7 separate regions of the Homo sapiens genome follow, and regions 2, 3, 4, 5, 6 and 7 are each linked to region 1. The links are chromatin loops, found by intact Hi-C in ENCODE. Cell type or tissue: endothelial cell of umbilical vein. All regions are shown on one strand. Each heading gives the region's core, and the rest is flanking DNA. Links, peaks and the distances in the headings are about the cores only.

Region 1 (4,518 bases), core at 219-4,218:
TCCAACTCTTTGTATTTCCAGCATCTATGCCTGCCACATAATAGGTTTCCTCATAAGTAACCGATTTCTTTAACTCAAGAGTATGCTCAACCTAAAATCTCTGCAATATCCTCATTAACGTTTTTCCTGGTTAACATTTTCTAAGATGTCCTTTCATAATGGCTACCCCTACTTACCTCATTTTGCCTGCCTTGGAAAACGTAAGCCTTTTCGAGGACACGCCCAAAGGCAGGGTACCATCTGATAACTGAATTGGAACTCTTAGGATTACTCATTTTAATGCCACAGATTTATATTGCTCTATTCTTTTAAAACCTTCAAAAACATTTGACATTTATTAACTCATTTGTCCTTCTAGATTTTAGCTTAAAGGTCTGTTATGTAACTTCCTTGAGGAGGAGAAAAAAGAAGCCCTTGTCACATTTTCTTGTAAGGAAAATGAGATAAAGAACAAGTACCTGTCATTGAGGAAGGAGCTCCCCCAACCCTCAGTGAATTTTCCTTAGTGTGTACCAGTAAATTATGTGGTTAAATATGGTTGCTGATACATTAATTTATTTAATTTCACAACTTTAATATCTTGTCAGCAACAAGAGGTGTTTGTGTTCAACTTTGTGCACCACATAGAATTGTTGTTCCATATTTTAATTCCAAGAACATATCCTGCATTCCAAATATTTATAAATAATATTATTGATATTGTTGCATAAGTGAAATTCACAGACATAAGTTCAAGTTTCATTCTATCTCTGATCACTTTCTGTTTTGTGTAAAACCAAGGAGAAACTAACATACATAGCAACATGCCTACAGAAACATCTTTTTAAAATTTGAAGCCAATTTAAATAAGAAGCTATGTTCAGTGGATTTCATTCAGAAAAAAGAAAGACTGTAATTAATTCTTGAGAGGCATATCTTACTATTTTTTGCGTTATTAACTTTTTAGTTGATAAGGGGAATTTTATACATACATAAACAACCAGGTCTCCTGTCCTTTAACATATTACTGTATTATTCCATTAGTATTACTGCAGGATGTTTGTTGAAGGCCTTGCAGGCTTCAGAAACATTAACTTCTAGGTCTTAATTCTTTATGGATTATTTTGCTCCCATATGAATTTCTGAGTTTCTCTTTCACTGTTAAACCCAGCCTGAAGAAAGCCTTCTGTGGTGCCTCTTGTCACCACATGAGGTCTCCATAAATCCTGACCTGGATTAAGCAGAAGTGGAATCCACTATAGCCAATATCCGAGTCTCCTATTATCTTGCAAAAAAAAAAAAAAAATCCAGTTCGTACAATAATTTGGAAACAATGTAGACAATCACCTATGCAGCAAAGAAATAAAAAGCATCAGAATAATGTGTAGGTTATTAAATGTCTAATAAACTTTGCATTTTTTTGAAATAAAAAGGTTGTGAAGTTGGGTTATATGGGAAAAGGGAGGAAGAAAAGAGAATTTACGAAAAAGAGATAAAGAAGAGTAAAAATTATTGTTCTCTGTCTTTTTAAACAGAGGTAGGTAACAGTAATTGCATTGATCAAATTCATGAAACTTAATTCCTTGAATTTAACTGCCTTCATGTTACTATTTTCCATTGTTGCAATGTGTTCATTTTAATTATTTGATATTTCTTTCATTTAAATTATCTGATATTTCTCACAATATCTTTGTATTGGAAACGTAGACATGGAACCCTAATATAATGGAAATTAAGATTTAACCAAAATTTGTTTCAAGCCTACTAAATTCCAAGCTATTTGACAGAGTTACATCCACAGTGATGGTTGCTATTTCACTCCTTACAGTAGAGGATGTTGGTCTTCATGCAAGTCGCAGCTTATTAAATGGCAGAGCTAGAACCAGAACCTAAGTTCTCTGACCTCAATTCTCAATTGATTCTTCTTCACCCAACTGTTTATCTGTAGATCCACTGGAACTCGTGGGGATCAAGGAATCTATAGATCCTCAGGAATGATCACCCTCATACAGGAGATGGTCATGTCTCTGCACACACTCCTTAAGGGCATCTACAGGGAGCAGTAAAGAGCTAGAGTCCTCAGCACCAGCACTTCAAGGATACTGAAACCTGACCTGCTTCTGGACATAGCTTTGACTTTGAGATGATTCTCTAGGTGAGTGGTTCTCAGCATGTGGTCCCTGGACCAACAGCATCGTAATCGCCAGGACTGTAGTTGGAGATACAACTTCTCAGGCCCTAACTCAAACCCACAAAATCAGAAAATCTGGGAACAGAAGCCAGAAGGCTGTGTTCTCACAAGCCCTCCAAGAGATTTTGATGTTCACTAAAATTTGAGATCCATTACTCAAGAGCTGCTCTGTGTTTGTATCTGTGACACATTGGTACGGAGAATGAAGCAGCAAAGAATAATAGATAACAGCTGCTGAATTGTCTTCAGCTTCTCATTCCTGGGGGTTGACAATTGCACATTACTGATTACCTCTAGGGGGCACCAAAATATTTTGATGTACAGCTCCGCAGAGGCAATAAGACTTTAGTTTTATTTTCCAAGGAAATGGCCTTCAGAAGTGGAAAGGGCTTCCTAGTTATTACATCAGCAACCTGCCCGAATATGCCTCAACCCTTTAAAAAAATCTGTTATATTTATAGGGATTTTTTCCAGTTTAATACCACTTTTGTATGGATGCATTGATTCCTATTTCTCATGATTATTGTGAAAATTAAGATATTATTTTTCAATCTAACAGCACAGGGCCTGGCATAGAGCTAGGTGCTTATTAAATAAAGGGTATTTCATTATTACTTTTAATATCTGAAATTTTCTAAAATATTATATTTGTATTATGAGAATAGATAACATATTCCTTTAGTTATTACTATGATCCAATAACTTCTTGTATTGAGTCCTGGGAAGGGCTGGGCTGAGGGTGATACTTTACAAGAAGAACAAATCAACTTACAATAATCAAGCCCTGCTCAGACCTACAGTATCCCATGAACAAAAGAGTGGCGATAGATATAATTAGTTTTGTGCTATGTGTGTCACATAATATAAACTAATCTTTGAAGAGGTAAAGTTGGTTTCCCGCTGCCAGAATAACTGCTTGTTGATTATGCAGTGAAATTAAAGGGAGAAGTTCTAAACCTTGATCTGCTGATAAGTGGGAGTGCTTGGGTAGCTTTGGATATGCGGCTTAGCTCTCGCCTTAGTTTCCTCCTTTATACATTGTTGGGATTAGACCAGTTGAACCATAAATCCATCCTTCTGTTATTAGTAATAATATATTTATTAAGCAGTGTCTGTGTTCCAAACACTGGGCTGGTCACCTTATATATCTTAGCTTCTTTAATTTTCACAGCAATCCTCTGACTTGGATACTATTTTTATCCTTGATTTATAGTGAAGAAAATTGAGGTTTACAGGAATTCATTCAGTTCATGCAGCTAGCAAGCAGCAAAGTAGGCACTAGAATTCCAATTCAATCCCAAACTCTGTTTCACAAACATTGTAATACCCTACCTTTCAAATTCTATGATTTGAGTACACCAAGCAAAGACTTGTTCTATATAAAATGAAGACAAAGATGTATTGGGGGAGGAAAGAGTGCAGTGGTTTAAAGTGACATTTGAATATTAAATGTGTGAGATACTCCAGCAAGAACAAAAGAGAATATGCTGATAATAGAAAAATGATAGTGGGAAAAGTAAAGCAAAAGATAGTTAATACTCGATGCAGGTTAAAAATACATTAATATCAAAACACACAAACAAAAATACACGGTAAAAATTTTAATAGTTTTATGAGTTTCAAATTTTTAAATTGTCGATTTCCTTTAACCATTGAGGAGAAGGAAATACAGTTGTAAATGATTTTGAATGTCCTAATCTTTTGACTCTACGAAGTCTAATAATGTGCATCCTGGATTTTCACAGAAGAAAAGAAAAATCTTTCTGGGTTACTTGGAAGGAAAGGAAAGGAACCTCTCACACCTCCTGCAGGCTTCTTCTGCTAGATTGCAAAAGGTTGACCTTCGTCCTATAAGGTCATAGTATCAAGCTAAAATTACACAGAAAGGTACTCTAGTCTAATAGAAACTCAAAATAAATATTTTCAAATCCCAAAGCTAAATATTATATATTGTAGATAAAAATCAACTCTGATTAACAGAGGCAGTTCATAACCACTATTGGAAAAATATAGTTCAAAGTAAATGCCTCCCTGATGGCCAAAAAGCCATTTTCTCATACAAAGAGTCTCATTAGTATCTTAGTACAAGAAGTGGAAAACTTCTTCTGTCAAGAACCAGCTAGTAAGTAAGCACTTTAGGCTTCATAGGCCAATAGTCAAAAAAATCAAGACCATTATGTACATGCATAATCTATTAAAGAGAGAAAACACATTTCCACAAGTGTCTTACTGAAGTAATTAAAAACATAACAATTGTTTATAATTTTGGGGTCAGACATGTCTACTAATGAGAACTATGGAATTTGGAGGAGAAGGATAACATTTTATTTAATTAGGTTTCAAAGTAA
Region 2 (4,518 bases), core at 158-4,157, 460 kb after region 1:
CAGTGAATTTTGAGGTCTGCTAGAGAAAAGCAAGTATGGAGAAACAACCTGCATGAGCCAAAAGGAAAGAGACTCTTGGTGGCACTTAGCAATTAAGCCTGCTTCAAATTGTGTAAGGCAAAGGAATGAAATAAAAGTGAGCTGTTCAAGTACTGGGACTAGGGATGCACAAAGAAGGTCTGCAGAACTGCCTGGATCAGTGAAAGATCCTGGGGGATGTCATGATTGGCTGGGCAAGTTGGGTTGTCTGGAGAAAACTGAAGCATTGGAAATATCTGTAAAGTCACCTTGATCCTTATCTTTCCAAGTGGGAAAAACAAAAGTCCATTAAAATTCCTGCACTCCCTCCCATTTTTTTCTTCTTTATCCATTTCTTCCAGTGGATGTATACTTTCTTATTGGTCGATGTTCTAATAAGCCATTATTTGCTCTTGCTAGATCCATTCTTCACCCTCCTCTACCCTGCGGTGTGCCAATGTGGGTGAAGACAAGGCAGGCAAATGAGCCCTGTGGATGGCATGATGCTCTGGCTTCTTGTTGGCTTTGACCAATGACACCCACAACAGGAGATTGGAGCACAAGAGACAGTGTGTCTCAGTATTTATTTTCTTTGACTGTTTCTCACCTCCTTCCCACCCACCTTGATCCCATTTCTCTGGAAGTAGCTGTGTTTTATCTACAGATGTATCTTCCACAGGTGGCTCTTCTTCTAAGGCCCTGGTCTTTACTGTGTGCCAGACACATAATTTTCTGCTTGTCCCTTAAGCCCTTATGGTGGTAACAGCTTCCCACTTTTGCTAGTCTTCCTGTCACCTCCCATCTTTTGTTTCCCAAACACTAATCTCACCTCTACAAACAGTTCTATCATTAAAATCCTTATGTGTGAGCTATTTGGAGTAGATTCTGTTTCCTTCCAGGGGTCTGAGAAATACCAATAATCACTCTTTCTTGGTAGGAAGTGCCTACTTGCAGGGAGCACACTTTCTCCCCTCATCCATGCTTCAGTTGTAGTGTCAGGTCCAAGTGAAGAAGAACTTTTATGGTCCAGCTCTTCCTACCATGGCACAGAACTTCAGTTTGAGAGTCCACTCAAAGAATGGAATCCCATTTCTCCGCAGACCTAACAATTTAATATCTAACTTCTAAACCTATTTCTCAATTGATTCTGTAGTTTACATAAGAAAAAATAAAGGAGTAAATTTTTGAGTCCTTCAAACTCTGGCAGTTTTCATGTTTTTCCTTTTTTAACTCCCTTCCCAATACTAAGGAGGCTGTGTGCAGAGTGGTTTTACTCATATAAAGGAATAGCAGGACGAGTGGGTCCTTCTGGTCTTTGCAGAGATAGCCTCTTAATTACAAGAGAGTTTTGACAGCATCTATGGATACCGTAGTCTAGAACAAGAAAACAATTGAGGCAAGCATCCGACTCCTGATGTTCTTTTTTTTGAAGGAAGAAATCTGAGATGTTTGGCACTACTGGGATTTTTATATTGCCCCCTTCCTGCAATTTCTGAACTGGTGAAACTTGTGCTGGACTAAAAATAACAACTTGAGGAGTTGGAAACTGATCTTTGGGTAAAGAGACCGGGGTGGGTAAAGAAACTGGTCTGTTGTTAATCATAAAGGCTGTCCTCAGTGCCTTATCATATGGAAGTGAAAGAATACTATCTCCTCCTAACTTTCCCTTGGGAAAAATGACTTTGTATTAGCATTTTACAGGCCATGATACATAGCATTTTTTGGCATTTGGCCAAAACTGGGGAAAGAGTAGAGAGAGAGGTGAAGATATTTGTAATATTCAGGAAACAAAACAAAACAAAACAATAAAAGGAAATGAAGTCCTGCCAAACTTGTCCTCGGTGTTGCACTAGTCTTTCTCTGGGTGTCTGAAGGGGGGACATTGACCTCCTAGAAACACCCCAATAATTGAATCTCTGCATGAGGAAGAGTTATCTGAAACCATTCATTTCACAAACATTTATTGTGTGTTTCCTGAGGTTTCAAATGCTGCAACTGATGAAGGGCACTGGGGCAGGAGGATGATGTTGAGGCCACTAGAGGCAGAGGTGAGCTGGATGTATATAGAATAAAATAATCACTGGAAAGGTCTACCCGTTGTCCCTCAATCCTCAGTCCAGTGAGGAGAACAGAAAGGGACTTTTTTTTCAAAAGCAGCGTGATTAGCATGATTAGAGGAGTGTGCTGGAGCAGCAGTCCTCAACGTTTTTGGCACCAGGGACTGGTTTCGTGGAAGACACTTTTGGGGTTGGGGGAATGGATACAGGATAAAACTGTTCCACCTCAGATCTTCAGGCATTAGATTCTCATAAGGAGCATGCAACCTAGGTCCCCTGTGTGCACAGGTCGCAACAGTGTTTGAGCTCTTGTGAGAATCTAATGCTGCAGCTGATCTGACAGGAGGTGGAGTTCAGCTCAGGCAGTAATGCTTGCTGGCCTGTCACTCACCTCTGTGCGGCCCGGTTCCTTTAATATTCCATGGACTGGTACTGGTCCACAGCCCAGGGAGTTGAGGACCCCCATGCTGGAGGATAAGCAAGGAAACCCCATGTTATGGCTGGTTTAGCCTCTTCATTTTAACAATGAAGATTCTGAAACCAAGGAATGTTAAGTGACTTGTGTCACACAGTTCCTGGGATGCCAACTTTGACTAAATCTCAGCTTCTGGGTTGTAGATGGCCAGAGATGATAATGGAGAAGAATATGTAAAGAGTGGAAGAAAGAGCTTTTTTTTCCCCTTTGGGTTTAGAGAGTTTGCCTGCTGTGTAGAGTTAAAATAGAGAGATGCCGATTTGTGGAAACTACCCTAATCATGGCAGAAAATGTATGCAACCTAATCTTACATATGAAATGAAATACTTTGAAGTGTTTTGAATCTGCAGTATTGTATCTATGCTGCTAGTGTCCAAGTGAATTACTGAAAACCAAACAATATACACAAGACAAAGGTACATTCATATCACAGAGGTAAAACCTCAAACATTATTGCAAAATACAGAAAACCAACTGCATGTGTGCTTACATGTGATTAAGCGTAGACCTCTCTGAATTTTCAGGATGTACTTAAAAACGCCTGATGCAGATGCTTCATATTCTGCATTTACCAAAAAAGAGGGTTAATACAATCAAATTTCTTTTGTGATGGAGACTTGAATAAAACAAGGTCACTAATTACAGGTATTGAACTGTTTTGCCTGACATATTGAAGGCTTTTGTGTGCTAAACAAGTGTCATTTTTGGAAAAATTTCCAACGAGAAAGAAATGAAGAAAAGTGGGAAAGATTGCATGAGAAAAGTGGGGTCTCCGTTCAAGCTCCCTAACCAACTAGAGAACCAGGCTGAGAGAATATATAAGCATTGATTAGATAACAGGAAAAAAAAGACTAATTCCATTTCCAAATATAAATAATTGCTTTTTGTTTTCCATAGCTTCAGGGAAGCCTAAAGCCAAGAGTAATTTATAATCTTACTTTCAATTACTTTTTCCCCCCAACATTTTGTAAGCATTATGTCTGTGCTTTCAATCAGACATGTTCAAGCAATAGCAAATTTGTCTCCAACTTAGAGAATTGTTAATTAAGGACCCAGATGTGTTTCACAGAGCAATGGAAGCTAAAATCAATGGGTGCCTAACCTGAAGGTTAGGCTCAGGCAATGCCAGAAGGAGCCAAATACATTCCCAGGCCTTGCTAATGAGACATTAAGTGAATGTTTGAAAATGATGCTGTAGCAGAATTACATAATATATACTAATCACATGGAAAAAACAAAAATATCAAAAAAAAGATCTTTATATACACCTACTCTCCATTTATTTTCTAACTCTGGAAAACATAACAATTTAATTCCTTTTGATAGTTCCCACTGGGACCCACTAGGTTTTTCTTGAAATTATAAAAAATGAAAAGTCATGTTCAAGCTTTATGCCTGAGGAGAAAAAGAAGAGCGTTTCCTAGACATTGGTTAAGAAGGAGAATAGAATCCCCTAATTTTCCCATGTCCCTTCCATCCTGGCCCACCTGCTTTCCGAGATTATATTGTCTGTTTAGCTGGGTTCCAGATCTATCTCAACCAGCATTGTCTTGCATTCAAATAGTGGCATGGAGGCATTATTCCTATAAATAATCTGACTCCTAAAGAGCCACTGTGCACTGGTTTAATCAAGGAGTGGGGAAGGAAGCTAATACTTGTTGGGGAGTAATTAGGTGCTGGGCACAGTGCTAGGCGCTTTCCATGTGCAGTCTAATCTATTCCTTAGAGCAATGTTTGTGCTCCATAATAGATCATATCCTACTCATTTTCAGAGAAAATTCCGGCTTAGAAGTTAAGGAACGTTATAAATTTTCAGCATTAATAAATGAAGACACAGGGTTTGATGCCAAGTTTGTCTGTCTTTGTGCTACCATGGGTAAAGTCAGGATATATTCCCAGCCTGACTGATTAAAAACCTATAATCTTTTTTTCTATGCCAAGTTGTCTCTTTTAGAAAGAAATTCTTGG
Region 3 (4,518 bases), core at 391-4,390, 940 kb after region 1:
TTCCAATAAAATTAATGGGCACTGAATGGCAATTTTCCATGTCCCTAATCTTTATTATGCCAGGAGTTGCACTTGTCATTGTCAATGTTGATCTTTTAAACTCCTTTTTGGAAATGGACAGACACTTTAGGTGACGATGATGAGAAAAATGATTTCCAATAAATGAGATGCCTGCTGGAGGAGGAATAGATATTATGGACAGGTGGATTCTGAGGGTCTCCACATCAAAGCTGTTAGCTGACTTCTAAAATTATCTCTGCATTTTATGGTTATTCAGCAAATCTCTTCTCCCAATAAATAGATCCCCTGTGCCGCTTAAAAAGGCCATGGCATTCATTTCACTCCATTTCACGGAACAGGAACAGCTTGTTGCTGAGATGAATAAGAAGTTAGCCCTGCTATCAGCTGCTTTTTATCCTGCATTTATAAGATGATTGGAAATTTTATAGTAATGATCTCCTCTGGCATTTTTTCTGATAATACTTTTTAAATCTATTGGATGGCAACTTTTTTTCCCCATAAGGAAATCAATTTAGGGTAGTTATTTACTATACATCACATACACACATGATTTGTTTGAAACTGACTACAAACTAGACCTCACCAGAATTCTATTTTCTTCTTTTTTCTTTTTTTATCCCTCGGTGGTTTTGCTGCAATAAATGACTTTAACTCCCTAACGGACTTTTTTTCTAGTCTCCTACCCCTAGAGCTTTCTGTCATCCTGAAGCTATCAGGGAAATCCAAACTTGGAATTTTTATTTTATCCAACCTGTCATAGACTCTGTTTCTGGACCCAGGGGATTATTTTGACTGTGTGTGTGGAACTTCAACTTCATTTTGAATAGAAATCCAAGACTAAACTTGAATTGTGCAGCTTGGTCTTGGACAAACCCTGCCAAATGTTTCTGGTTGAGAGAATTGATAGTTTGCCTTTAATGAGAAAAGTTTATTTCTAGATCTTTTAAAGACGCTATCTTGTCATACTAAAGCAATCATGACAGTGTGTTAAAGAACACAGGTCCTAAACTAATAACTACTTGACATAGCTCTTTCCTTTGTTGACCTGATGTGGCTGCTAATAACCTAAAAGCAGCCACTGTTGCTAAGGATTAAACCATGAGAAAAAAGCAAACGTAAAAAGCAACAACCAAAAAAACAAAAACCTAGTACTCATGATCCCTTCATTTAAAAACTGTCAGGAATGGTATTGAACCAAATTTCCTAAGAATAACCAGTTTTTCTGTGCGTATAATTAACTCTGCTCACTTAAGAGTTATATTTTATATTATAAATAAAAATAATTGCTTTAAGACTGCTTCTGAGTTGGACTTCCTCATTGAAAACATATCCTCTCTGCTTTACACTATATGCAGCATCCTACATCAATGTAATAGAAAAAAGTTCAATTTCCTTCAAATACAGGAAATAGGCTTGGTACCTGTGCTGTATTCATAAATATGTCATCTCATATCCACTACCCTCCCAACAAATTAAAGGTAATTTGGTACAACAAATCATTACTATTCACTCTAATTCTGTAATGGACTGCTAGAAAAATTGAGAACTTGGATGAACTATAAACTTACAGATTATAACAAGTACTTTGAGCCTGCCAAAAACTATAGATTGTGTTGGATCAGTAAAATCTACTGGTTTAATATTTTCAAGTATAGCTTTATATACTTCACCCTAATTTTAATCATAATTTCTTCTTCAGGACAAAATATTTCTCTTTTCCTAGTATCTATTTGTTAGTTTTTTTCCTGAAATCACAGATGAATACCAAAGGCAATTATGTCATCATAATTATCATGAATAATGTTTATTTAGTATTCAACACTGGAGAAAGATTTATTGAATCATAATAGCAATTATAAATTTTCAGACATATTTGCACATATTTTAAAGCATTTGTTTGATCATCTCTGTTGAAAACCTAGGAAAGAAAAATCCTAATGTCCAGGTTTAAACTATCAATTAAAATTTTCCAACCTGATGTGCCATTCATTTTCAATATCATTCCCATAGCTGATAGGTTCAAAGTAGAACCACTGCCACCTTTATATTAAGAAATGCTGTTAGAATGATGTTTTTCTTGCTTCTCTACTCAGGAAACTTCGAATGCAGATTCCTCCTTTGATTGGCCAAAACCTTTTGAACTTTTAGAACATTTGGTGTGTCTGAGTTCCTATTTTGGTCCCTGCCAGGAAGATTCCATCAACTTCTATCTGTGTCACTTATCCTCTTCTGTTGACTTAGCATTTCCTGAAATACAGTCTTCACTGACCTAGTACTCCAGGAAACACCAATTTAGCATGGTAAATTATCATTTTCATTGCTGCCTCAGCATTTCCGGCAAAGATCTTTTTCTCTCTTTTTCTTAGTCTCTTCTGTCAGAGAGCCATGGTTTTGAGGTGAATTTAGAAGTTCAGGACTATTACAGAACATAATGACAGGATGCCCTCAAGTGGTAACAGTTACTCTACCCAGAAAGCTCTAAGTGGTTTACAACATGAATGCACAATTCATCCTGTGGCCTCCTCAGCAGAGGTGGGCAGCATTTTGACAGCTCGTAAAAGCTGAAAGAAATGGAGAAGATATTAAATGTACTTGAAAGGAGATAAAATATATTTAACCAGAAGGAGTATTCTGCATGCCTCAAATTCTTATCCTTAAAACATTGAGACTCTTCCTGTCTACCATTAGGTTTTTACAGCATCTCATTGGTTATGAAAAGTGTTTAGATATATTTACTAGGATGATTGACCTTAGAAATGGTATATTTCATAAAGACCTAGGTTCCACTATTAATCACTCTGAACTTCTCATCTGCAAAGTCACAGTGTAATACATGTGTAAGATTAACATAAATAATGCGACTGTCATGTAGAATGTTGTCATATAAAGTAGGAACACAAGGAAGGATCATTTTAATGCAGTCCCGTTTCTCACATTTATCATCATCAATAATAATAGAACGTAGGAATATTAACTCAGAAATCAGAAGGAAAAACTGATATTTGAAAAGGACTAAAAAAATTAAAATGATGAATTCAAATTAATGTCACAATATGTAAGAAAAATAAGGAACCTCAAACTAAATATTTTCCTAACTCAACTTTCTGTTTTTGTAGCCCCAAAATCTCTATCTTGTTTTGTTTTTCATTCTATTAAGAGGATCAATTCTGGTTAAAATATTCAGTTACTCAAGCCTGCAACCTCGGAATCATACTTGAATCAGCCTTTTCATTTCTCACTTGAATTGTTTGGTTTTCTGAATGTTTCTTCCATCTGTCACCTTCTTTCTACTGCTATCATGAAAGCCTTAATTCAGGTCTTCAGCTGTTTTCATATAACTGGTCTTTTCAGCATCCATCTCTTCTTACAGGTTGTAGTATGTGCTCAATCTAGAAACTATTGTGTTCTTAGCACCTTGTAGGTAATGGTATTAGAGTGAATAAGAGACAATATAAAACTGAGTTCCTTAGCTCAAGACCTTAGTCTCACTTCCTATCTGAACCCTCCTATCTTTTAAAAAATTCTTAATAGCTGTGATTCGCCTAGTAGTTATTTGGTTATTGTGTCCATTTCTGAACTAAATCTGTCCTCTACAAACGGAAGTCCAAAAATACTCCATATCTAGAGTTTTATTAATTTATCCTCACTGAGAAAAAAATGAGGTTGCATTAACTTTGAGATACCAAGCTATACCTTGGCTTTCCACTCAAGTACATTCCAGAAAGTAGCAAATTTAAACCTCAACCCCACAGCTGAATAACAAAACAGATTTTGATCTGTTTTTTTAATAGTAACTTTTCCCTGAATAAACTGCAAAAAAACTAAAAAATTAGCCACACAAAGGCTGAAAAGTTATTAATGCCTTTACTTTCTGTGAATAAAGGAAGTAGTCTCCTAAAGAGCTGTTAGAAATCCACATTTTCTTTCTTCTGTTTTCCATAAATGAAGTTCCATAAATATTTAAGGCATCAATATCACTGCTGTGTGGAAGAGTGCATATAAGGGGGTCTTTCCTGGCTTTTAAGACATTAAAAGTATAGGTGGGAGAGAAAAACAGTAACACTATAACAATTTAAAAGTAAAACTAATTAAAATTGAGAGAAGGTATATTAATCCAATTTTACACTGCTGATAAAGACATCTGAAACTGGGCAATTTACAAAACAAGAGGTTTCATGAACTTACAGTTCCACGTGGCTGGGGAGGCCTCACAATCATGGCGGAAGGCAAAGAGAAGCAAGTCACATCTTATGTGGATGGTGGCAGGCGAAGAGAGAGCTTGTGCAGGGAAACCCCCCCTTATAATACCATCAGATCTTGTGAGACTTATTCAGTGTCACAAGAACAGCACAGGAAAGACCTGCCCCATGATTCAGTTACCTCCCATGGGGTCCCTCCTACAACATGTGAGAATTCAAGATGAGATTTGGGTGGGGACCCAGTCAAACCATATCAGGAGGTAAAACAGAATAAAAGGAATCAATCAAAAAATTTAAA
Region 4 (4,518 bases), core at 232-4,231, 210 kb after region 1:
ACAGTTTCATGAACATGGTAGTATTTTAATAAGGACTTGAATGATGTATAATATTGAGAGCCCAAGCAGCAGGAAAGGCATTTCAGACCATATGTGATTATCTGAGTCCTGATTAAGTACACACACACACACACACCCAAAAAAAATCAGGGAAGAAGAAAAATCCCAAGTGATAACTGGAGATATTTGAGGTTTTATAAATCTATGTAATCATAATCATATTGTAAGCTAGAATTTGCTAAAATAGGAATGGGTCTAAAATGTTTAAATATGCAACCATTTTCTATTTTGATGTGTGTGTATGAAGACTAAATAAAGCAGTTTCAAGCTTATCTGTATTCGGAGCATACTACAGAGCAATTTGTGGTTTGAATACCCTCTTCAGTAAGGACAAATGCTTCTTTGTTTATGTGATATGGTCTATGCAATCTTTGTAATTAGATGTATAAGCTATGCCCTATCAGCAATTTGAAGAAGATCTGATTATTTTATTTGCGAATTTTACTTTTAAAAACGTAGCCACATTCTTTCAATTCTTCATATTCTCCATTTCTGTTGCAATTTTCCATTGATTATCACTTGCTTCATATTGCTTGTAAATGATTATTTAAAATGGAATCTAATACATTTTGGTAGTACCAACATGTTTACTCATTAAACTGGACACATTAAGTCACATTGCTTTCATTGCAATGGTTCCTAAGAAAATCATCAGCTTAAGCAATACCAACCGTATTTCAGTAGACAAATTAATCTTTTGTTGAAAGTCTCATCTAATCTCCCTTGTTCAACAGGAAGTTTTCTGCCCTGTAGGCATTTGTGATCTTTTGGCAGTAAAGAAGAAATATGATCTTTATAAGGATAACTTTAAATGATTTTTTAAAGTAAGAATGCATAAATGTTCTAAAAATAAGATTGACTGTACTTGAATGCAAGTTTCAAAGGGAATGGATTTATAAAGTATTTATTTCTGCTAGAAATGCGGTTTGGCAGAGAAAACACTTTCTTATAGCAGGCAGAGAATAGGATTGAGGCAATCATGGCAAAAACTTAATTTATGAGAAATACAGTGTGTATTTTTTTAGACTTCTGACCTTGAACAAAACCCTAGTTATCCAGATTTTCCTATCTATAAAATGTGTTCATTTTTTCTATCTTATTTGGAAGGTCATTATGAAGATTAATGATGGCTTTTCAGGGATAAGTTCTGTGTAACTTCTTTTAACAGGAGTATATTAATATTTTACTCTTTAATGATATTAGTGCAAACTCAAGCAGCCCAGCCAGTTACACTGCCAGCTGTTGCCTCTCAATAGACAGGGATGTTCAGAGGAAAAAAACAAATTGGGGGATGTGCCTTCCCAGTTTGCAACAATTTCCTGAGGATGTAGAGCAAGTCACTCTGTTCCTAATTACTCTAGGCAGTGTTGTCTGTCTGCTCATCTTGTTTCCCAGGAATCCACAGCCAAAAAAACGTATTTGAAGTTATGCCTCAGTGTGCATGGGACCTTTCCAGATATACCACACAAAATTAACTGGCAGATGCTTGGATATCTGCAGCAAACTCATCCCAACTCACAATTTCCAAAAAGCCAGCATCAATACTATCCCACCAGACCAGATGTACTTTCCATGTATTTATGTTCAATGTTGACATTTCATGTGAAGTAAAGCTTGAGGGAGCCAGTCACCATGAACTATAATAAAATGAGATGTCTCATAGTCACATTAAAAGATGGAAAACATTTCTCTGGAAATCTGAAGTTTGGACTAGTGTGTAGGCATTGAAATGCAGAAGTGCACAGGGAATGTGTGATTCTTGTACATGTGTACCTTCTATTTAAATAAGAAGGCAGCTAATTGTAAGAAAAGTTTTAAGTGAGGTTGGATCTAGTTTTGTAGGCAAGCGCCAAGATGTGTACAATTTAACCCGCTTTAAAAGGAATCAAGTATGAACATGAATACTTATTTTGAAAGAGAAAACATACAACAAATTTGAACTTTATAAAAACAAACACCACAAATATAACAAAATCTTGAAAAATATAATCCTTTTAAAAGTAACTAACTCCCCAACAGATTGCCACCAACTACCCTTTTTTCTCTTCATTTCTTTGCCATATACTCTCTTGTTCCTTATATTTATGGTAATATTTTTGGGAAATTATCATAAGGAAAATTGACAGATAATTCAGGTTCCCTGTAGGGTGGTTATCAAATCAATGTTTTGTTTGTTTGTTTTATTTAGAGTGTCGTGATGCATAAAGTATGCAAATTATTACTCATAGCATCAAAGCATGTGACTGTTACAGGTTTGTGCTCTGCAATCAGAGTTTCTGATAAATTGTGTTTTGCAGGATTTTTATCACTTGAAATCCACCTCTACTAATGAGGGTTACCAATCAATAAACCCAGAGTTGATGGACACTATACACTATATATCAAAAGGAGATTTTCTCTTTGTTTGAGTGTGAAGAAGGTCTAACTCTGATTCTGAGAATTTGAAAGAGGAAGAAAGAAAACTCAAGAGGAATTCCAATAACAACAGAATGTGCATGAGAAAGGAAATGAAGAAGGAGGCACCATGCGGAAGGAAAGTGAGTCAGGTTTTTAGGCTGTGCTAAGCACATTACGGACACATCTCTTAAAATTATAAGGCCTTGAGACGAATTTTATTTTCTTGATTTTACAGATTAGGAAAATTTGGCTCAAAAATGTTCAGTCTTACACAGTCAGTCAAGTTGAAGCGAAAATTCAAGTCTATGCTTGCCTGATTCTGATTATTTGTTCAATAAACATTCAGCACAACCATGTTGTATGTGCTATCCTCTTAAGGACTGGGAGTGTAAGAATAAGTAAAATACATTTGTGCTTTCAACTTACTTATTGTTTCCCAGATGTCAGTACTTACAGAATGAATAGATTTTTACTGAGTGAAGAAAGGAGAAAAGCAGTATTAAGCAATGAGGTAGCACATAGCAAAGACAAAACAATTTCTGATAGGGAGAAGTATCAGTGATTTCCTTAAACATGGTGGGTGGTGTTGGGGTTGGTATTAATACTCCAGCCTGCCCACTATCAAGTGAGCAATGGAGTGCAAATTTGTCAAGCCATGACTCTTAGCTCTCTGATCTTTATTTTTGCTGTTTGTATCTTGGGGTGTTACCCTTTTATAAGTAAGGAAACATAAATACACATCAAAACTCTATTCCAGTGCCTAAGAATTTCCATAAGCATATTTGTCAAATCATATTAGATGGCTGTTGATGGAGGGAGTTGTTAACTCAGATTAATTGCTGTTACTTCTCTGGTGTTGGAGACAGTGGTATAGTTTCCTAAAAGGCAGGAAGCACTTAGTGGAATGTCATGCTCCCCGCTCATGCTTTCAACTAATTTAATGATGGTGATGAAGATGAAAGTGAATGCTGCAATAATGCACATTTAACAATATTTGTTCCATTATTGTAGGCCTTGATTATCTGAAATGTGAGCACAGTAATAGATGTCATTTTGATTTGCACTCTAGGAGAAGTAAAATAGTTGCATGTCAACCAAGATGAGATATATAGAATGTGTTAAACCAATCTTGTCATTTAATATCTGATGAACTACAAGTGTTCACCCTTACTGAAATATGCCAGGTTCTTTTGGTAGCACACTGGGTATTGTAGTTATAGCCGGTGCAAATTGCTGTCTAAATGTATGCTCAATTTAACAACTGTCTGTTAAAGTTATCAACACATTCCAACATCCATTATACAAAAGAACCCCTTCATGCATTGAGGCAGAAGTGATTATCAAAATGATGCAGTGAAGGGAAATACCCTTCGGTGCACCTTATAATACCAGCACATGAAATAGATTGGAAAGCAGGCATTTTTATAGTATGGGAATATGTAGTATAAATTTGATGTAGCAGTAAATTTTTTTAAAAAGGGAGAGAGAGAATAAAGAAATAAAAAATTTTCCGTATAGCACACATGCTAATTCCTCCTCCCCAAACTCATAAAAAGCATAAAACACCCAGAAGGTGTTTTAAAACTTAAATTAATCACCAAACACATTATCATTAATTTCAGAAATGCTGAAAAGGAAAAATAAAAGGTATGTGTTAGTGCAATGGTACACGGAATATCTGAAACAAATACAAAACATAAATAGGTTCAATTGGATGTATATTTTTCACAAAATGGCAATTACTAGCATATTAAGTGACTTCGATATTGGACTATTAGGTCATAGTCTATTTAAGAAGGTTAGAGGGAGTATGGATTGGAAGCAATTAAAAAGGGAAGCCAACTACATCAAGGATTCCAGAGAAAAAATAAAGTAGCACATTAGAATGAGAATATAAATAGTCTATATGCTAAGCTTTATGGATATTCTATAGGCATAAGATAAGTAAAAAGGAAAGTATAATATAACTTTCAATTTATTCATATCTTTTAATTAAGACTATGATTAGTTTTTTTAGGAAATTGACAATTATTTCCAATAATCATAGTCTTAATTTACATT
Region 5 (4,518 bases), core at 201-4,200, 760 kb after region 1:
TGATTGCGTTTAACTGAATGCCCCATGAGCTATGAAAATCATTTGAATGGGAAATGTGTACATATAAAATTTACTCAGCATTTATATAAGCCTTCATGTCCCTAAATTGTAATTAGCATGCATTATTAAAAGATGCAAATACAAATTCCTGCTCTATAGAATATTTGAAGAAAAATTTAAACTTTAAAAAATCTACAAAGGTAAAAAATATTTTATAATTTCTTGCAAAATAGTATATATTAACTGCAGATATTCAGCAAGCCACATGGCCTCCTAAAATGTCATTTTTAATGAAGACACAGATAACTCATAAACATTTATAGTCTTGCAGCTATTCGATTCTGGTTGTCATATTCCTTCATTTGGCAAATATTCATTGGGTTTTTATTATATGCCAGACATTCTTCTAAGCACTGGGAAACAAATGTGACCAAGACACAATTTTTGCCCTCCTGGTATTTGAGTCTATGAAAAGGCAAATACTTTTAAGTAAATAGTTAACATACCTTATCTATATGAATATAATAAAGAGCATGCATGTTTTATCCAACAAAAATTCTTCATAGTATATAGATAAAAAATAATAACACAGATATGACATATGATTATTTACCCAGAGAATTTTTAATTGTAGTTCTAATTGTGCATTTCTTGGGACACTCTTCAGAATATATAAAAACTCAAATACACACCAGAGATTAGTACATGATTTTATAATGGGCATGGCCTTCAGCATTAAATTAACATGTTAAAAGCAACTGCTGCTGGAAAGTTATTGAATGGTATACATAAAATATTCATAGTGTTGCAGAAACAAAAGACCCTTTTCTGATCTTTCTCTAATAGAGAACACAGTCCTTGACAAAAATAAATAAATAAAAATGTCCAAACCTGTTTCTAAAAGAGTTTAACATTTTGCATTTCTCCCAGAAATGTGTGAGAATATCAATTGATCCACTTACTCTCAAAATATGTCATTGTTATTGCTGATGATTCTCCAGTTATGCCTTTAATTGTCATTTCCCAGATTACTGTGATAGACATATTTTCTAGTGCCTATTGACTATTTCTGTAGATTTTGTTGTGGAGTTTCTGGATTCTTTGCTCATTTTGAATCTTATTATCATTGATTTGTAGAAGTTACGTAAAATCCTCAATACCAGTTCTCAGTATGACATATATGTATTGCAAGTATTTTCTCTAGATCTGTAACATTCCTGTTATTTTGCTTAATGGAATCATTTTCTTAGAAAATATTTTAAGATTTATTTTAAATTTTTGATCAAGCCTAATTTGTCAGTTTTTTTGTTATTATTGTTTTTTGTTTCTAGTCTGGGATACTTTCGCATATTTCCAAATCACAAAGAAATTCTGATGTTCTCCTCTAAAAACCTTATGGTTTTAGCTTTTATGTTAAGGTCTATGGTGTGTCTTGAATTATGTTTTGTATATATTATAATGTAAAGATCGTCAAGTTATAGTATCTATTTATCCCACCGCTTGTCGAAAAGACAAATACTGATACAAATTGAATAATATTGAAAGCTTTGTAGAAAATTAAAGGACTGAATAAGTGTAGCTCTGTTGCTGGTCTGTTCATTTTGTTCCACTGATCTATTTGATGATTCTTACGTCACTATCACACTTCATGATCAGATAGCTTCACAATACCTCTCAAAGACATGCAGTATGAGATCTCCAAATTTGTTCTTGATACTTTGCATTTTCATATGGATTTTCAAAGTCATCATGCCAATTTTTCAAAAATCCTGCCAGAATTATATTTGTCAATGCATTTAATCAGCAAGTTAATTTGTGGAGCATTGATATATTAATCATATTAAAATGTCTAATCCATGAAGTTGTATATTACTCAAGCAATTTTAACGTGTCAACATTCTACAAGAATATTAATTTAAATGACTGTTTCTTAATGGTATCAATTATTTCTTGCCAGCATATTTCTAGTAGTTCCCTCCATACATTTTAAGACAAGGGCAATTAAAAATATGGACTGAATCTGCCCTCAAACTTGTTTTGCATGGTCTGCTCGGTGCCCTCTCCAATCTGTTGTAGGCCGCACTGTTCTAAAATTTCTTACAACCATTTGCTCTACACACATATGCTATTGCCATTGAAGGCATGAAAATTTGAGACTCTATGTTTCAGTTTCACAGAAGAATTCATTATTCTGTAAAATAATTATGTAGCTTCTGCTCCCTTGCCGTTCCTGCTTATAATGGTATTCCACACTTCTCAAACTTATAAAATACTACACATCTTTAAAGGTGAAACCAACACATTTTTTCTTTAGTGTAGCCTATCTTAAACAGCTCAAAGTTAGTTGCAAATTTTCTTTATTATGTAAGTATTTTTTATATCTTGAATTTATGACATGGCATACTTTATATTATATATGTTTATATGTTGATAATTACCTTTATTTTTTATTAAAACTTAGTATGCAAGAAATACATTTTTATTTTATCACAATATACAATAATATATTTTAAATATGTGCAAAGACAAACAGAAACATATAATGAATACTCTACACCAGTAGTTCTAAACCGGAGTTGATTTTTATCCACAGAACAAAACGTTTGGCAACATTTTTGATTGTCATAACTGGGGGTGAGGGGAAGGTTTGCTACTGGCATCTAGTGGACACAGGCCAGGCAAACTGATAAACATCAAAATGATCTGCAATGCCTAGGACAGCTCCACACAGCAAAGAATCCTGTGCCAAATACCAGTAGTGCAGGTGTTGAGAAACTCTGCGCTATACTGACCATTCAACTGTATCAGATGTTAACATTTCAACACATTTGCTCCAAATCTCCTCTCCTTTAAATAAGAAAAATATTATAAATATATTCAAAGGATTTCTTTACTCCTGATCTCATTCTTCCCTTTCCCACTTTAGAGATAACCTCTAACCTAAAACTGATGTGCAGGTAACACTGCATATTTGTATATTTTATTTCATATGTATTAAACACTATGTTTTGTTGTGTATTCATTATTCTTACATATCAGATAGAAAACTGTCGAATATCCTACAATTTCTTTCTTTCACTCAATATGTTTTTAATATTTATCAACTTTGATATTCATATGTCTGAGTCACTGGTTTTAACACCTGTATAACCATTATATGTCTTTTGCCCTTATTTTTTATCCATTAGTGTATAAGTGGACATTCTGTTGTTTTAAATTGTTCTCCTTGACAAAGAGGGCTGTGATAAACTTTATTATACATTTTTCTCTGTGTGGTGTACTGGATTGAATAGTGTCCCCCCAAATTCATTTTCACACAGAATGTTAGGACATGACTTTGTTTGGAAATAAGGGTGCTGCAGATGTACCAAGTTAAGACAAGGGCCTAATGGATTAGGGTGGACCCTAATCTAATAACTGTGTCCTTGTAAGAAGAGAGGGAAATTAGACAAAGAGCACACACAGAGGAGGACACCACGTGAAGACAAAGCCAGACTGGAGTGATGTGTCTGCAAATCAAGGAACGCCACCAATTGTTCACATCCACCAGAGGTAGAAGGGAGTCATGAAACAGACTTACCCTCAGAGTTCCACAAAGAACTATCCTTAATTTCAGATTTTTGGCCTTCAGAATTTTGAAAGAATACATTTCTACTGCTTTAATCCACCCAGTTTGTTTTAATTTATTACGGCAACCTTCAGAAGTTAATACATGTAGATACGTGGTACATTCTCTTAGTGATTAAATCAAAAAGTGGAACAGCTGGCTTATAGGGCATGTGCCTCCACAAATTATTAACTTATAAGACTTTCTCCACACAATAGCCTACCTTGTTATCATCATTGTTTAAATTTTGTAGATATAAGTATTTTATTGTCTGTATTCACCTTTCCGTGATTATTAGTAAATTTGTATACTTTTTCATAATTTTTATTCACTTAATTCTATTATTATGTGAAGTATCTAATAAATGCTTCAACCATTTTGTGTTTGTGTGTGAGAGAAGGGATGTTTGTTTCCAAAAACAACATGCAGAATGGTGTAATGTTTTGTGGCCACTAAATCTTTGTCTAATATACATTGCAAATATCTTCTCTGAGCCTATGATTCATATTTTGAATTTGTGTATTCATTTTGGTAGGAGTTATTTATTTTATTTACCAGAGTCTAATTTTTATGACTTGTTCTCAGTTTCTGTGAAATAATTCATTCTGCTACTAACAAAAATCTATCGTCCTACATGTTATTCTGAAAGTCTGATAATTTGATTTTAATATTTATACTTTTAATATACGTGAAATTTACTTTGGTCCATAATATAATGTAGAGAACTATGTTCTCATAAAAAAATTCAATGTTTCTTTCATCATTTAGTGAGCAATGTATTTTCTCCGCATTTGATTGTAACATGACCTCTTACCTATAAATAATATTTTAAGGCTCTATTTCTGGGTTTTCTTTCCTATTCCAATGACCCATTTGTCTAATACTCTCCCTATATCATGTGGTCTTAATTA
Region 6 (4,518 bases), core at 385-4,384, 740 kb after region 1:
ATTTGGTCTTCTTTGTGGCATTTTTATGTTATTTAACTTCCTTTCCAGGTTATTGATCTCTTAGTGCATTTTACTGCATTATCTCTAGCTTTTACACAGCAGTGTTGTAGAACATTTAAGAAGATTTTAAATTATAATAATAGTGTAAGCACAGAGCTTGCATCACCAAAGCATCTGCAGAAGTTTCAACACAGGGAAATAACTGTGAGATTCAAGTAATACCAACAAGGATTGTTAGTATTTCTATTTGCCATATAAATGGCACTTCCTTTTAATAATATTAAAGTACAGTATATAAGTTATCTAAATTGTAATCTTGGAAATTTTGTATTCCTCGATAAATTCTGAAGATCTGGGAGATATCACATACTTTCAAATTGGGCACAACCGATTATAGCTTTATATTACATTATGATATTGTATTTCAAATCCATATAAAATGCTTCCAGACTGCATATGAATATAGCTTATGAGCCCCACTATTCCTGTTGCTCCATATCCCCACCAAGTAACCCTCATGATTCTTCTGCTGTGTTGCTCATTGCATTGATTTCACCTGACTATCATGGCACTTAAGGCCAAACATCCCATTCAGTGAAAAGCATTTAACACTTCCGGCTTCTGAGCATAGATAGCAACTCCAGACCTTCCTTGTGATGACCAGAAGTCTCTCACTCATGTCTTTAGGTGTAGCAGGGAGCTGGTATCTTCCCCTTTTAAAATTAATAGGCGCAGTAAGCCTTTTATCCCTTCAAGCCTATTGATCACCCTACACATTTCCTGTTTTCTGGTATTATGCTCACTCTGATACACTTTGTGTCCAACACAGTGAGGAAAGAAGAAAGTAATAGGGCCAGAAGCAAAAGATAATTATCTAAGAGATGATTTCAGGGACCTGGACAAAAATCAAAAGAGATATCTGAAGAACAGATAAGCCACATGACTAGTAATCAAGAGTTAACTCAAAGTGAGCATTTTCAGCATTCTATTCAGCGTGCTACATGAATTATTTTGTGCTTTTATCATCTCAACAACCTTATGTGGTGAATATAATGAATGCCCCAATTATATGGATCAGGGGATGATTACATAGTGTTCAGTGTTAATCACTGAAGGTTTGCTAATGTAAAAGAGAAAGTGCAAAAACAACTTAAGAAGGAAGGATATGCATTTCAAGAAAGAAAACAAAAGAAGGCCTTACCCTTCAAAAATTCATACATAAAGCGAGATGTCAGAGTATAATGTTGATTTTGAACCTCAAGGAAGTGGATATTAATTTAAAAATTACTTAAATTTCTTAAATATTTTTAGAAAGGAAATAGGCCAGGCATGCTGGCTCATGCCTGTAATCCCAGCACTTTGAGAGACCGAGGCAGGTGGATCACAAGGTCAGGAGTTCAAGACCAGCTTAGCCAAGATGGGGAAACCCTGTCTCTACTAAAACTACAAAAATTAGCTGGGCGTGGTGGCAGGCACCTGTAATCCCAGCTACTCCGGAGGCTGAGGCAGGAAAATAGCTTGAATCTGGGAGGCGAAGTTTGCAGTGAGCTGAGATTGCGCCACTGCACTCCAGCCTGGGTGACAGAGTGAGACTCTGTCTCACAAAAAAAAAAAAAAAAAAAAGGAAACATATGAGGTCAACCAAGAAGTGGGAGAACCAAATGACAGAATGGTGTTCTTATAGCTATGGAGAACTGCTTAAAACACTTTTACTTGGAAAGCAAAAACTCATTCTAGCAGGCTCAGACAGATAGGTCATCTAAAAAATATCCAGTTGATCACTATGATATTCAAAATGTTTGTCAACAGGCTGAAACAATGGGTCAAAACAGACACATAGAAATATATAAAATGCCAACCTTTTGTTGTCATGGGTTTGTTTAAATGTAAACTTTGCCATCTACTGGTTAAGTGATGCTTGCAAGTTACTTAGCATTTAGGCGCCTCAATTTCCTTATCCATAAAATGGGAACAATAGTATCTCCCTTACAAAATCAATATAAAGAGTCCTTTGCTTTGCTTCAGAAATTCAACTAAGTATAGGATGACAAAGTCCTTGTTTGCAACCAGAACACGCAGTTACAATCTTGGGGATTTAATGTAATTTGTGGCTGAAAAAGAAAAGGCAAATTTAGGCTGCATTAGTAGAAGCAAAGTATTCAGGTCACAGGAAGGACTTCTGTATTACTAATAACCAGGGCATGAGATGGGTGACGGTAGCTATCTATGTATAATGATTGTTTTTTAAAGTGTGAATGCAATATCTATTGTGCAGCATATGTGACTCACTCTTTGATTAGAATCTTTGAAACGCATTGGTAATTAATCACCCTCAAGCCCATTGACCTCATATGTTCTTCAGAGGTTGTCTTGAGGCAGCACTTTCAACAGCCACTACAGATTGATTGGACGTGTCAATGCAAAATACGATGCAGTTTTACTTCCAGGAACTGTTAAGTGAAACTATGCAACAATTTTATTTATTGTTATTTGGGTTAGAGATTTATTGTTATTTGGGTTATTTATTATTGTTATTTGGGTTGGACAATTGAATAATAATTATTATGTTATTTTAAATTCTATTATTATGGCTATTCTGCTCTTCAAAGAAAATACTGCATTCAGTAGTCCCACTCTAATCATGGCGTTGCTGAAAACCACTATGATTAAGAGAGCTGATGAAGTTGAGGAAAGTAAGAGTTGAAGAAACTCACAACTAATGGGGAAAAAAATCAATAAAACGAATGTCAAAAGTGAACACACAGACACATGCACATGCACCTACATGTGTGTATTTTCATGATATATTCTCACTAGGTCCCTGTGGTGATAAAACTTAGCTCAACTGATACTTTTTGTAGAATTCTCTTCTCTATGTGGTTCCAAGTGAGAGATGCATACAGAGAGATTTGCAAGATTTTTGGAAAGAGATGAAGGAAGAACCAGTTTGACACTCAGAAGACAGACATAGTGTGATAGGCACCATGACATCTTGCACGTGTCTTCATTAATGTACTGAAACAGTTAGCTGAGTGAGGGAAAGCTGCCTGGCCCACAGCTACCCCCAATCTTACCAGGCTTCTCCCTTCAAATTCTGCAAATCCTGGGCCAGATATGTAATTAGCTCCATGGCAAAAGGTGCCAAATTCTCTTGCAGGTCACCTGCACCATCAGAGTTGGCAATCATGAGATACGGATGTGGGTATCTGTGAAGATGTATGACTTCATAAGTTTCTGATGGTCTTTGCTCTCCTACACTTGAGTTACCCTACCCATCAGATGCCCCAGCTAACTTATGGATCATTCAGGCCCACCCAACACCAAATGCAAAGACAATGCTGTTGCATAGACTTCTTTTTTTTTTTTTTTTTTTTTGAGATAGAGTTTGCTCTTGTTGCCCAGACTGGAGTGCAATGGCTCAATCTTGGCTCACTGCAGCCTCTGCCTCCCGGTTCAAGCGAGCCTCCCAAGTAGCTGAGATTACAAGCATGTGCCACCATGCCCGGCTAATTTTTGTATTTAGTAGAGATGGAGTTTCACTATGTTGACCAGGCTGTTCTCAAACTCCTGGTCTCAAGTGATCCACTCACCTTGGCCTCCTAAAGTGCTGGGATTACAGGCATGAGCCACTGCGCCTGGCCACACAGACTTCTTAACCAGCCCCCATAATTGTGTAAGGTCTAATTCCTAAAAATAAACCCTTATACTTTGTTAGTCACAGAAATTCTGCTTTTCTGATAGATATGATTGCTGTAATAACTCACATTTTAAAGGTAAGATTTACATCTTTTGTTGGCATGGGTTTAAATACAAGCTTTATCATTTAATGGTTGGGTGATCCTTGCATGTTTCTTAGCATTTATAAACCACAGTTTCCTAATCTTTAAAATGGAAACAATAACACCTCTCTTATAAGGTTAATATGAGGATTAAACAAGGTAATATAAATAGCCGATTTATCTTTGTACCAACCTTGCACTATGACCTCAATGAAAGATAATGGTTATTGTCACTTGTGAGTTTATCACTTGTCAGTTTTATGATTTAAATATATCATTTATTTTAGCAAAGCTTAAGTTACACTGTGGCTGTTTCAAAATTAAGAGATAATGTATTAAAATTACCTGGTCTCAAATCTATGTAGAAGAATGAATCCTAATGTAAACTATGGTCATTAAGTGATAATGTTGTATTAACATAGATTTGTCATTTATTACAAATGCACCACTCTGTTGGGGGATGTTGTTAATGAGGGAGGTCATGAACATATAGGGAGAGGGAGTATATGGGATGTCTTACCTTCCTCTCAATTTTGGTGTGAACCTAAAATTCTTCTTTTAAAAAGCTCTTAAAATATAAAAATAAAATAACATTTTTAAAATTGCCTAGCCAAGTCCTTGACCTATTTGGTACTCAATATATTAAATAAAACAATAAGTAAATAATCAATTATATCTTATATATTTTAATCAATAATTTATATACTGTTCATTTAATTTCTATTTATTCTTCCCTTAA
Region 7 (4,518 bases), core at 337-4,336, 1.0 Mb after region 1:
CTCTAAGAAACAGTCTGAAAGAAATAATAAGAAATAGTAAAAACAGTTGAAAATTATATATACATTTGTTCACTTCAATTATTTATTACAATGAATAACAGAAAATAACTTGAGTGTACACCCATATGGGAAAGTTTAAATACATTTTGTTAAATGAATACAATGTCACATTATGTAGTTTTTCAAAGAGTATTTACAGGCCAAGGGACATGCATATAAAATAATGTTAAATTAAAAAAAGATAACAGTACCTAAAGTTTTATATTCCAAGTTATTCCAATGTTCAGACATATGGGTGTGCATCTGATGTGTGTGTGTTTGTGTTTATGGAGCTGTGCATCTGTGTTTTCTACATTCACAGTTAACACATCAAGAAAACACTAAAAAAGAATATACCACATATGAACAAAGCTTATTTATGGGGTGGTAATAGTACGTGTATTTTAATAACATTTTTGTCTTCCATATTCTTCACATTGTCTACATCAACTTATGATAAAATAAATTTTTTGGGGAGGCCGAGGCAGGTGGATCATGAGGTCAGGAGATCGAGACCATCCTGGCTAACACGATGAAACCCTGTCTCTACTATAAATACAAAAAATTAGCTGGGCATGGTGGCGGGCACCTGTAGTCCCAGCTACTGGGGAGGTTGAGACAGGAGAATGGCATGAACCCGGGAAGTGGAGCGTGCGGTGAGCGGAGATCGCACCACTGCACTCCAGCCTGGGCGACAGAGCGAGACTTCATCTCAAAAAATATATATATATTACATATATGTAATATATAATATATATATAAATTATATATATATGTAATATATAATATATATAATATATATATAATATATATAATATATATATAATATATAATATATATATAATATATATAATATATATAATATATTATATATATTACATATATGTAATATATATTATATATAATATATATTATATATATTACATATATGTAATGTATACAATATACATTATATATAATATATAATGTATACATTATACATTATATATAATGTGTATACATTATATATTATATATAATGTATATATTATATATAAATATAATATTTTATATATAATGTATATATTATATATAAATATAATATTTTATATATAATATACATTATATATAATATATAATATACGTTATATATAATATATTATATACATTATATATAATATATTATATACATTATATATAATATATTATATACATTATATATAATATATACTATATATAATACATACTATATACATTATATATAATACATACTATATACATTATATATAATGTCTATATTATAGACATTATATATTTTTAAGTGGTCCAACAGATTGATATTGTAATTTAACGTAACAAACGTCTACGCCGTGTGACTTGTATCTATATTAAAAAGAGTAATTTGATTATTTCCTTTTATTTGAATCTCATCAATTGTTTACTTTTAAGGACAAAATATATAATTTTTTTCTGTAATATTTTAGAGATTAATTTACATGAATATCTGAGTTTATCCAAAACAGCAATTAAGATAACTACAAATAAAATTAATTTTAATTGAATTTTCTGATATAACAAAATCAAAAGAGTCAAATATTTTCTGTGGATCATGAGTCCAAAAGTTTACTTTTTTGTTTGTTTGTTTGTTTGTAAGGAATTTGGTACCTCTCTGCAGTTCAACCCATTTCAAAGTCACATTTAACTTTAGCTTGATGCTATACCTATGTTTCAAAATTGTGCATTTTACAGGAATCTGTAAATCTGAGGTCTGTGAAAATCTGTGGAATGGTTAAAATCTCAGTCTAGACTCAAAATAATGTGGACTTCATATTTGAAACTCAACTCTCATTTAAAATGGTATAAGCTTTCACAAGTTCGTAAACCTAAAATTCCAAATCCTCATCTACAAAACAGGACCAAAAATATACCTACCTTATTAGACTGTAGAAAGATATAGTGAGGTGATATATGTAAAGTTTGTATCCCTGTACTTGGGACTTTCCTAAGCACTCAATTAATTCTACCCATTATTGTATGTTTAAAAAACAAAAAATTCTGGAATCATTGGTGCCTAAATGCCTGGCATTACACTCAGAACAAGTTTCTTTCAAAAATGTTTCCTCTTAGCAAACACCTACCTAAACATTGGTCCTTTTATACTACATGTGGACCTTTAATCACTCTCCTAGGATTAGCGGAACAACTCAAACATAGATCTGAACATTCAGGAGTCAAGTGTTCAATGAGTTCTACCTGTAAAACAAGAAAAATACATTTTAGTACCTTCCCACCTATTTAATATTTTCTCCAGACTTCTAAAATCTTATTTCAAATAGTGAACAAAACAAACAAATAAATGAGAAAAACAAGTCATTGTTGTGAGAGACATCTGATTTTTTTTTTAATGTGGCGCAGTAACTTACTCTGATTTAATTTTTCTTAAATGCCGCCATCTAGTGTTCACTAATTTAACTTTTATTACTTACCTTAAAAAGATATTGTTAATGTGGAAGTAATGTTCCCCACTTTCCCAGAGGCAAATAGCATCAAGTCAATTTGTTTCAAGTTTCTAAGTCATTCTAAAAAGACTTGCTATATCTGAAATAGCACAATAATGTTGAAATAAGAACAATCACAGTAGTAAGCTGTAGGACTATAAACATGTTTTACCTTGTGAAATACAGACATACTGTATTTCATTATAGTTCTAGCTCTCCCCTCTCTCTCTCTCTCCTCCCTATCTCCTTCTGCAAGAATTCTTTAGAAGTGCTTCTCTTATAAACTCAATGGCAAAAAAAAAAAAAAAACAGTTATAAATGGGCAAAGGACTTGGATAAGCATTTCTCCAAAAAGACATAAAAACAGCAAACAGGTATATCAAAAGTTGTGCAATATCGCTAATCATCAAGGAATGCAAATAAAAACAACAATAAAATATCACCAAACTCTTAAGATGGCTATTATAAAAACAAACAAAAAAGATAATAGTTGTTGGTGGCTGTGTGGATAAAAAGGAAACTTTGTACACTGTGTTGGGAATGTAAAACAGTGCAGTCTCTATGGAAAGCAGTATGAAGGTTCCTCAGAAAATTAAAAATAGAACTACCATATGACCCAGGAATCCCAATCCCACTTCTGGATATATGTTTAAAAGAACCGAAATTAGGATCTCAAAGAAATATCTGCACTTCCATGTCCATTGTAGCACTGAAGAAAATAGCCAAGATAAAGGAACTGAAATGTTCACTGACAATTGAGTAAAGAAACTATGGTATAAACACATAATAAAATATTATTCAGCCTTAAAAAAGACAGAAATCCTACCATTCGCAACAAAATGGACAGACCTGAAAGACATTCTGCTAAGTGAAATAAGTTAGTCTCAGAAGGACAAATACTGTATCTAAAATAGTCACACTGGCCAGGCACGGTGGCTCACGCCTGTAATCCTAGCAGTTTGGGAGGCTGAGGCAGGTGGATCATTTGATGTCAGGAGTTCGAAACCAGCCTAGCCAACATGGCGAAACCCTGTCTCTACTAAAAATACAAAACAATTAGCCAGACGTGGTGGTGGATACCCATAATCCCAGCTACTTGGGAGGCTGAGGCAGGAGAATCGCTTGAATCCGGGAGGCGGAGGTTGCAGTGAGCTGAGATTAAGCCACTGCACTCCAACCTGGGCAACAGAGCATGACTCTGTCTCCAAATAATAATAATAATAATTAATAATAAGAGTAATAATAATAATGAAATAGTCACACTTACAGAGGTAGACAATAGAATGATGGCTACCAGGGAGTGAACGGAGGGGAATATGAGGAGCTGTTATTCAATGGGTATAAAGTTAAAGTTATGTAAGTTCTAGAGATCTGCTGAACAACATAGTTCCTATAGTAAACAATAAAGTATCACTCACTTAAAAATGGTTAAGAGGGTAAATCTCAAGTTAAGTGTTCAATACAAACAAACCAATGAAAAGCAAAGCAACACAAGAAAACTTTTAGAGGTGATGGGTACGTTTGTCACCTTGATTGTGGTGAAGGTAACAGGAATATAAACATATGTCCAAGCTTACCAAATGGTATGCTAATTATATATTAATTATATGCAGTTTTGGCATACCAATTCTATTCCGGTAAAGCTGGGAGGGAAGAAAGTTATCAGTTATGGTTGGACAACTCTGAATTGTGCAAAACTCATTTAATTTTACAATTTCAAATGGTGAACTTTACGGATTGAGAATTACACTAATAAATAAAGTTATCCAAGTGAAAAAAGAGAAAAATAACTATTTTGCTCTCCATTGTATCCCGGGCTTCTAGCATAGTGCTTAATAAAATACCTAATGTTTATATGCCAGTGTGTTCTAAGAAATTCTTTCTTTCTTTTTTTTTGTCTTTTTGAGACGGAGTCTTGCTCTGTCGACCAGGCTGGAGTGCAATGGCGCAATCACGGCTCACTGCAACCTCCGCCTCCCTGGTTCAAGTGATTCTCCTGCCTC

The links. Peaks named below come from ENCODE experiments on the same cell type or tissue, not always from the same donor. Only the 100,000 strongest peaks of a DNase experiment are listed, where the experiment ranks them.
Region 2: a loop joins it to region 1, with 5 times the contacts of the local background. A loop is called at or near these places in 2 of 110 quality-filtered maps.
Region 3: a loop joins it to region 1, with 22 times the contacts of the local background. A loop is called at or near these places in 12 of 110 quality-filtered maps.
Region 4: a loop joins it to region 1, with 3 times the contacts of the local background. A loop is called at or near these places in 3 of 110 quality-filtered maps.
Region 5: a loop joins it to region 1, with 15 times the contacts of the local background. A loop is called at or near these places in 7 of 110 quality-filtered maps.
Region 6: a loop joins it to region 1, with 9 times the contacts of the local background. A loop is called at or near these places in 3 of 110 quality-filtered maps.
Region 7: a loop joins it to region 1, with 11 times the contacts of the local background. A loop is called at or near these places in 56 of 110 quality-filtered maps.

Annotation. Positions count from the first base shown.
Region 1 is chr4:20,246,236-20,250,753 of GRCh38, reverse strand. No RefSeq gene overlaps it. Among named protein-coding and RNA genes, the nearest start is that of SLIT2, 3.4 kb to the left of the region's middle. In endothelial cell of umbilical vein, for the core only: CTCF peaks have their summits at 1,171 and 2,436 (motif pointing right); DNase peaks (open chromatin) are centred at 1,173 and 2,483.
Region 2 is chr4:19,789,144-19,793,661 of GRCh38, reverse strand. The region is part of intron 2 of LOC105374511 (a long non-coding RNA gene); the gene reads right to left. Among named protein-coding and RNA genes, the nearest start is that of LINC02438, 330 kb to the right of the region's middle. In endothelial cell of umbilical vein, for the core only: a CTCF peak has its summit at 2,046; a DNase peak (open chromatin) is centred at 1,741; H3K27ac peaks cover 328 bases.
Region 3 is chr4:19,307,437-19,311,954 of GRCh38, reverse strand. The region is part of intron 2 of LINC02438 (long intergenic non-protein coding RNA 2438); the gene reads left to right. Among named protein-coding and RNA genes, the nearest start is that of LINC02438, 150 kb to the left of the region's middle. In endothelial cell of umbilical vein, for the core only: no CTCF peak of the experiment used is centred there; a DNase peak (open chromatin) is centred at 2,444.
Region 4 is chr4:20,041,036-20,045,553 of GRCh38, reverse strand. No RefSeq gene overlaps it. Among named protein-coding and RNA genes, the nearest start is that of SLIT2, 210 kb to the left of the region's middle. In endothelial cell of umbilical vein, for the core only: no CTCF peak of the experiment used is centred there; a DNase peak (open chromatin) is centred at 2,583; H3K27ac peaks cover 2,067 bases.
Region 5 is chr4:19,484,782-19,489,299 of GRCh38, reverse strand. The region is part of intron 1 of LOC105374511 (a long non-coding RNA gene); the gene reads right to left. Among named protein-coding and RNA genes, the nearest start is that of LINC02438, 30 kb to the right of the region's middle. In endothelial cell of umbilical vein, for the core only: no CTCF peak of the experiment used is centred there; a DNase peak (open chromatin) is centred at 2,669.
Region 6 is chr4:19,506,408-19,510,925 of GRCh38, reverse strand. The region is part of intron 1 of LOC105374511 (a long non-coding RNA gene); the gene reads right to left. Among named protein-coding and RNA genes, the nearest start is that of LINC02438, 52 kb to the right of the region's middle. In endothelial cell of umbilical vein, for the core only: no CTCF peak of the experiment used is centred there; a DNase peak (open chromatin) is centred at 2,245; H3K27ac peaks cover 384 bases.
Region 7 is chr4:19,222,976-19,227,493 of GRCh38, reverse strand. All of the region lies in intron 2 of LINC02438 (long intergenic non-protein coding RNA 2438), which reads left to right. Among named protein-coding and RNA genes, the nearest start is that of LINC02438, 230 kb to the left of the region's middle. In endothelial cell of umbilical vein, for the core only: no CTCF peak of the experiment used is centred there; a DNase peak (open chromatin) is centred at 2,353.